2 separate regions of the Homo sapiens genome follow, and region 1 is linked to region 2. Evidence: read pairs that join two places in POLR2A ChIA-PET (ENCODE). Cell type or tissue: OCI-LY7. All regions are shown on one strand. Each heading gives the region's core, and the rest is flanking DNA. Links, peaks and the distances in the headings are about the cores only. Region 1 overlaps UBE2A (ubiquitin conjugating enzyme E2 A). Region 2 has its middle 27 kb from the start of SLC25A5-AS1.

Evidence for each region. ChIA-PET counts read pairs that join two places held together with the same protein. Peaks named below come from ENCODE experiments on the same cell type or tissue, not always from the same donor. Only the 100,000 strongest peaks of a DNase experiment are listed, where the experiment ranks them.
Region 1: POLR2A ChIA-PET joins it to region 2 with 5 read pairs; 7 of 35 experiments call an interaction of 5 or more read pairs at or near these places.

Annotation. Positions count from the first base shown.
Region 1 is chrX:119,581,465-119,584,380 of GRCh38, reverse strand. It overlaps UBE2A (ubiquitin conjugating enzyme E2 A), which reads right to left. Exons shown (of 6, transcript NM_003336.4): 4 at 2,785-2,874; 5 at 1,705-1,793; 6 at 1-1,254. The coding sequence ends at 1,126. Among named protein-coding and RNA genes, the nearest start is that of UBE2A, 8.4 kb to the right of the region's middle. In OCI-LY7, for the core only: no CTCF peak of the experiment used is centred there; no DNase peak of the experiment used is centred there.
Region 2 is chrX:119,495,007-119,497,922 of GRCh38, reverse strand. No RefSeq gene overlaps it. Among named protein-coding and RNA genes, the nearest start is that of SLC25A5-AS1, 27 kb to the right of the region's middle. In OCI-LY7, for the core only: no CTCF peak of the experiment used is centred there; a DNase peak (open chromatin) is centred at 1,512.

The DNA of each region.
Region 1 (2,916 bases), core at 107-2,606, 87 kb before region 2:
ACATTTTTTTTTACATGGGTTACTTGTGCAAAGTTAGATTTGGAAGTGATAAATGCATAAAAGGTGACAATAGAACATTAGACAAAACATTTACAAGCCTTGTCCCATACTGCTACTTAAAGGTACTATATATCTAAAAGTATAAATATCCAAAAAAAGATCGCAGACATTGGCTTTAAGGTTCTCAGATGCTGAAAGGGAAGAAATTAAAGCATGCAGCAATAACTCAGGATTTGAGTGGAAAATAGTTTGCCACAGATATGCTATGCTCCCTTCCTTGAATTCATTAAAACTCTAAAATAAAGATGGACAATTGAGTTTATTCACTTAGGGCAGCACTGATCCTTTAAAAAGATTAAAGGAGCTCCAACTTTCCCTAGCTCAAAAACTCACGATTGTTTCCATTCCTCTGCTCCCACACCTCTTTTAAAAAGCAAAAACCCAGAAGACCAATAATTCTGAAACTTGGCATGAGTGTGCCCAGTCAGCAGCTTGCAAAGAGAGGATGTGTCAGTTACTACAATTGCTGTACTCCTTTAGCTGAGTCCTTCAACTTTCTCCTTCTTGCCAGTAAATACTACGTTGTAATTCATATGACTGAGATCTTAGTATCACAGGATTTTTAGCTCCCATGCCTCCTTCAAAATTGTTTACATGGATTTGTTTCTATTCTCTGTAGGCCATATTCCAAACACATTCACTTCTAAATCCAACACAAGTGAAGGACCAGCCAGGATGAAACACTTCAGCAATCATTTTGTTAAAAATAACATCCTGGTCATCAAGCTAAGCATAAGCACCTCTTGTATAACAATTCATCTTAAAAGCTTAAAGTACAATAATAAAAATAACTGCCTGAAAACTGGAAATGAAATACAACAGAAAAACTGAAGCATTAGTAATTTTTGCAAGTAACCCAGGTACAGTACATTTGATTTCATAGAGGGTGTTTTCTGATGTTTAAGGAGAGGGTAGAAGGGGTAGGAAAACTTGGCAAGGAAGATGGAAACAGCACAACAGTTATTTTGCTTTTAATAAAGTAAATGTAATGACAGGAGTAGGGAGGTGACAAACACATCAATATATATTTTTCTTATGGCCAGCTTCTTTAAACTGTACCCGGGGTCAACAATCACGCCAGCTTTGTTCTACTATTGCAGAAACACGCTTTTCATATTCCCGTTTGTTCTCCTGGTACAGCTGAGCAGCCTGGCTGTTTGCTGGACTATTGGGATTGGGTTCATCCAACAGAGACTAAAGAGACAATTTTTAAAATGTCAGTTCCTTAATGCAAAACAACTATTTTATAAGGTAGTGACACTCAATTGAATTGTCCTAAGTACAGCTACATTTCTTGTCTTTAGCATACAAACCCAGAGTTATGTGAATCTGCTAGTAGCTAGGAAAATATATGCGGCTTTTTTTTTTTTTAAGGGAGAAGAGTCTCACTATGTTGCCCAGGCTGGTCTCAAACTCCTGAACTCAAGCAATCCTCCCACCTTGGCCTGCCAAAGTGCTGAGGTTACAGGTGTGAGCGACTGTACCCAGCTGACTTGGGTCTTAATGGTCTACTTTTCATCTATAAAACAAACAAGCTTTGACCAAAAATAAAAAGATCTATTACATTATGACTTTCAAAAACAATTCAATTGCTAATATAAACATATTAAAAGTTATAGTTCGTCACATTAAGGAAAAATTCACCTGTATGGATGTTAGAATGGAAGACACATCATAGGTTGGACTCCAACGGTTCTGAAGTATGTCCAGACATATACTACCATCTGCATAGACTAAGAACAAAGAAGTAGGTACATTAAACGTAACAAGACCACTAAGGTTTTAACATTATAGACAAAACAAAAATAGTCAAGAATACTTTGCTTTTGAAGTTTAAAGATTCCTATGTTGCTTCCCAGTTAACTGCCTAAAAAGATAAGTCATAACCACCACTAGTGAAATAATCAGGATGATCAGAGAATGTCAGATGTGATCAGTATAAAACTGGAAGATATTTAGTGTTCATCCTTTGGAAAAGGCTGCCCTATTATCCAGGAAATCAGAAACATTTTTGAACAGGGTCCCTAGCTATCCACAGACATGTGGGAAATTCATTCCACCAAATTTGTAGGCTGTATCCCCTATCTGAAATAACAAAAGATCACTCAGAGTTCACAAGATTTCATTTTGGCATAAAGATAAACATATCTGATACCCTGAAAAATACTTCATTAACCTAAATAAAAGGCAAGCTGTTCTAGGCTTACTACTATTTTAAAAAGTGCAAAGTGGTTAAGTTAGAATCACCTGTGGTGCTTTTCTGACAATACCGTATGCCTGGCCTTCAACAACAGAATCCTATTCATTAGGTTTGGAGTGGGGCGAAGGCATCTGTGTTTTTAAAATGTTCCACAGTAATTCTGATATGCGTCCAATGAAAACTACTTTTCTAAACGCTAGTGAAAATAATTACAACACAAGACTATCCCAATCTGGCCTAGCATTAAAAGGAAACCTCAAGAGCATCCTTCATTTTGTTTAATAAGTAAATGACAAAGGTCATCAAAATCAGGAGGCTCCCAGACTCCAAGCAAAGGGAAAATACCTCCACTGCTTCAGTTCTAGGACAAGACAGCCACAGACAACCAAGAACAAGTTCAGCTTTCAAGAAGCAGCAAGCTGCCTAAACAAATACTCAGGCACCACAAAATACACAGGAAATGTGGAATACTCCATAATAAACACTATAGTAGTTTAAAACACTGTACTAAAAGTGATACTTGCCATTTGGATGGAACATCTTAGAGACAAATCTAACTGTAGGTGGTTTATTTGGATATTCTTCAGTGAATTCTATTGTAAGTTTAAATGTTCCTGTGGTTAGAAAAGAAAGATTTAAGAAAATGTATTTATCAC
Region 2 (2,916 bases), core at 274-2,773:
GTATCCCACAGATTTTGGCATGTTGTGTTTCATCCGATATTTTTTTCTTTTTGAGACAGGGTCTCATTCTGTACCCCAGGATGGAGTGCAGTGGCACGATCATAGCTCACTGGAGCCTCAAACTCCTGGTCTCAAGTGATCTTCCCACCTCAGCCTCCTGAGTAGCTAAGACTATAGGCTTGCACCACCGTGCCCAGCTTATCTTCTTAATTTTTTGTAGAGACAGGGTCTCGCTGTGTTGCCCAGGCTGGTCTTGAACCCCTGGCCTCAAGTGATCCTCCCACCTAAGCTTCCTAAAGGGTTGGGATTACAGGCGTGAGCCACCACATCTGGCCCATCCAATCTTTATAATGATATTTGCAAAATGATGTGTTTCCAACTCTCATGCTCCCTCCATCCACATTTGCCAGATGGCCCTTGCACTCTAGCCATTTTGAACCACTTTTGGTTCTCCACACCTGCTAAGTACTATTGGCTAACTCCTATTTATCCTTCAGCCTGGGCTGTTACAATTGGTAATGCACAACATTCACACTGTAGCCATGCCACATGGCAGCTGTGGTTGAGATGGCACTTCCTTTTTTTCTTGAGACACAATCTTGCTCTGTCAACCAGGCTGGAGTGCAGTAGTGAGATCTTGACTCACTGCCACCTCTGCTTCCTGGGTTCAAGGAATTCTCCTGCCTCAGCTCCCCGAGTAGCTGGGATTACAGGTGTGTGCCACCACACCCAGCTAATTTCTGTATTTTTAGTAGAGACAGGGTTTTGCCATGTTGCCCAGGCTGGTCTCGAACTCCTGGCCTCAAGTGATCTGCCCACTTCGGCTTCCCAAAGTGCTGGGATTACAGGTGTGAGCCACCGCGCCCGGCCGAGATGGAGCTTTCTCTCGGAAGTGTTTCCAGATTCCCCAAATGTCAGTTAGTTAAACATTCTTCCTTCTTTGCTCCCAAATCTCAGTCTGCTGACCCCTCTTAACACTCTTGTCACACTATATTGTAATTCTTACTTCTCTGCCTCCTTCACTGGGATATAAGCTCCATAAGGGTAGGATTTTTTCTCTCTTCTTCTCTGCTGTGTATCCCTTGCTCCTAGTACAGTGCCTGGCCCACAATATCTGTTCAGCAAATGTCAAGTCAATAAATAGTTTGGTCTTATGTTACAGCTTGTTTTAATTCCACTTTATTAAACTAATAAACTAATTCCATTTATATATGTGTGACTGGCTTCTCTGGCAGAGGACAAAGTCCTTAAGGGAAAGGACTATGCTTAAGTCAACTTTGCATCCTCTTCCCCTCCCCTTGGTACTTGGTACAGGACCTTGTTCATAACAGACACTCAACAAATGTTCACTGAATGAGTCTGTATGTGTATATTGGTTGTTAAGGGTACACTTTTTTTTTTTCCTTTCCATAGAACTGCACAAAACTGTTTGTGAGCAAGATCTGAGAAGCAAGCGATGTGCTTTTTGAACGCCTGCTGTTCTGGCACACCTGGGCCCAACCCTGACTGAGCCCGAGGCACAGGAAGGAAATGCAGTTGCAATGTGATTAGGGTCATGAGGGTTTCTGTAACCGAGGGACGCCAAAACCTGAGTGAGTCTCTGAGGGCGATCAAGGGTTGCCCAGGACCTATCCTGAAGCTCTGAAGCCTTCCTAGATGACAGTCTCTGACTCCTCCTATGGAATCCCTCATAGGAGCCCCTGGCCGGGCTAGATCCCTAGGATAGGTGAGCTGACTTTGGAAGTCTTTCTGGTGCAATGTCACTTGGAAGTCAAGCTGTTTGTGTTGGGATAATGTAGAAAGAAGAAGCCTGAAGAGAAGGCCTAGGAGGGGCTGGGCTGACAATCCAGCCCTTTGAAGAGCAGGGGCTACCTCTGTGGTCTAGGGCACAGCCTGCCAATCTGGCAGGATGACCTCAGATGATGGCCGAGACAACAGCTGGATTCCGGATTGTTGTCTTGCCCTGCAACCCTGGGGCCCCCGTACCCTCAGGCCCATTGCCACAGCAGCACATGCTTCTTTGTGGAGGCTGAGACCTTTGATCAGCTCAGTAGCCACAGCAACTCTTCCTAAAAGGCACTGGCTTGGGAAGCTCTCCTGTGGACTCTTACCAGCCCTCTAGAGGCAGAGTGGGGGCCCCAAGAACAGCATCAGGAAAAAGTCAATGTAGTAAGAACTTTAGATGACACAATCTTGCCTCTATACAGGAATTTTAGCCTAGATACAGGCTATTTTTTAGTTTTTCCTTTCTGTGTAAGAAATGCACCATACAACACAACATTTAGCTTTTTCCCAATAGGAAAAAAAATGCACCAAAGGGCCCAAGATCGGTAAGTGAAAACCTTGAAACTTACAGCCAGGGAATAGAGGGACATGCATCGAACACGGGAACCACTGACATGGACGTTTTTCTTTTTGTTTAAAAAGCATGTATAGGCGGGGTGCAGTGGCTCACGCCTGTAATCCCAGCAATTTAGGGGGCCAAGACAGGTAGATCACCTGAGGTCAGGAGTTTGAGGTCAGCTTGGCCAACATGGTGAAACCCTGTGCCTACTAAAAATGCAAAAATTAGCTGGGCATGGTGGTGGGCACCTGTAGTCCCAGCTACTTGGGGGGTGAGGCAGGAGAATTGCTTGAACCCAGGAGGTAGAGGTTGCAGTGAGCCGAGATCGCGCCATTGCACTCCACCCTGGGCCACAGAGTGAGACTCCGTCTCAAAAATAAAATAAAATAAAAACAATAAATAAATAAATAGCATGTATATTGCACTTACCACATGCCCAGGCACCGTTCTAAATGCATTGCAATCTGTTAACTCACTGAATCCTCATAACAAGTCTTTTAAAGTAGGTACAGTTATCCCCATTTTACGGTGGAAGAAATGGAAGCAGACAGAGGTTAAATAACTTGTCCAAA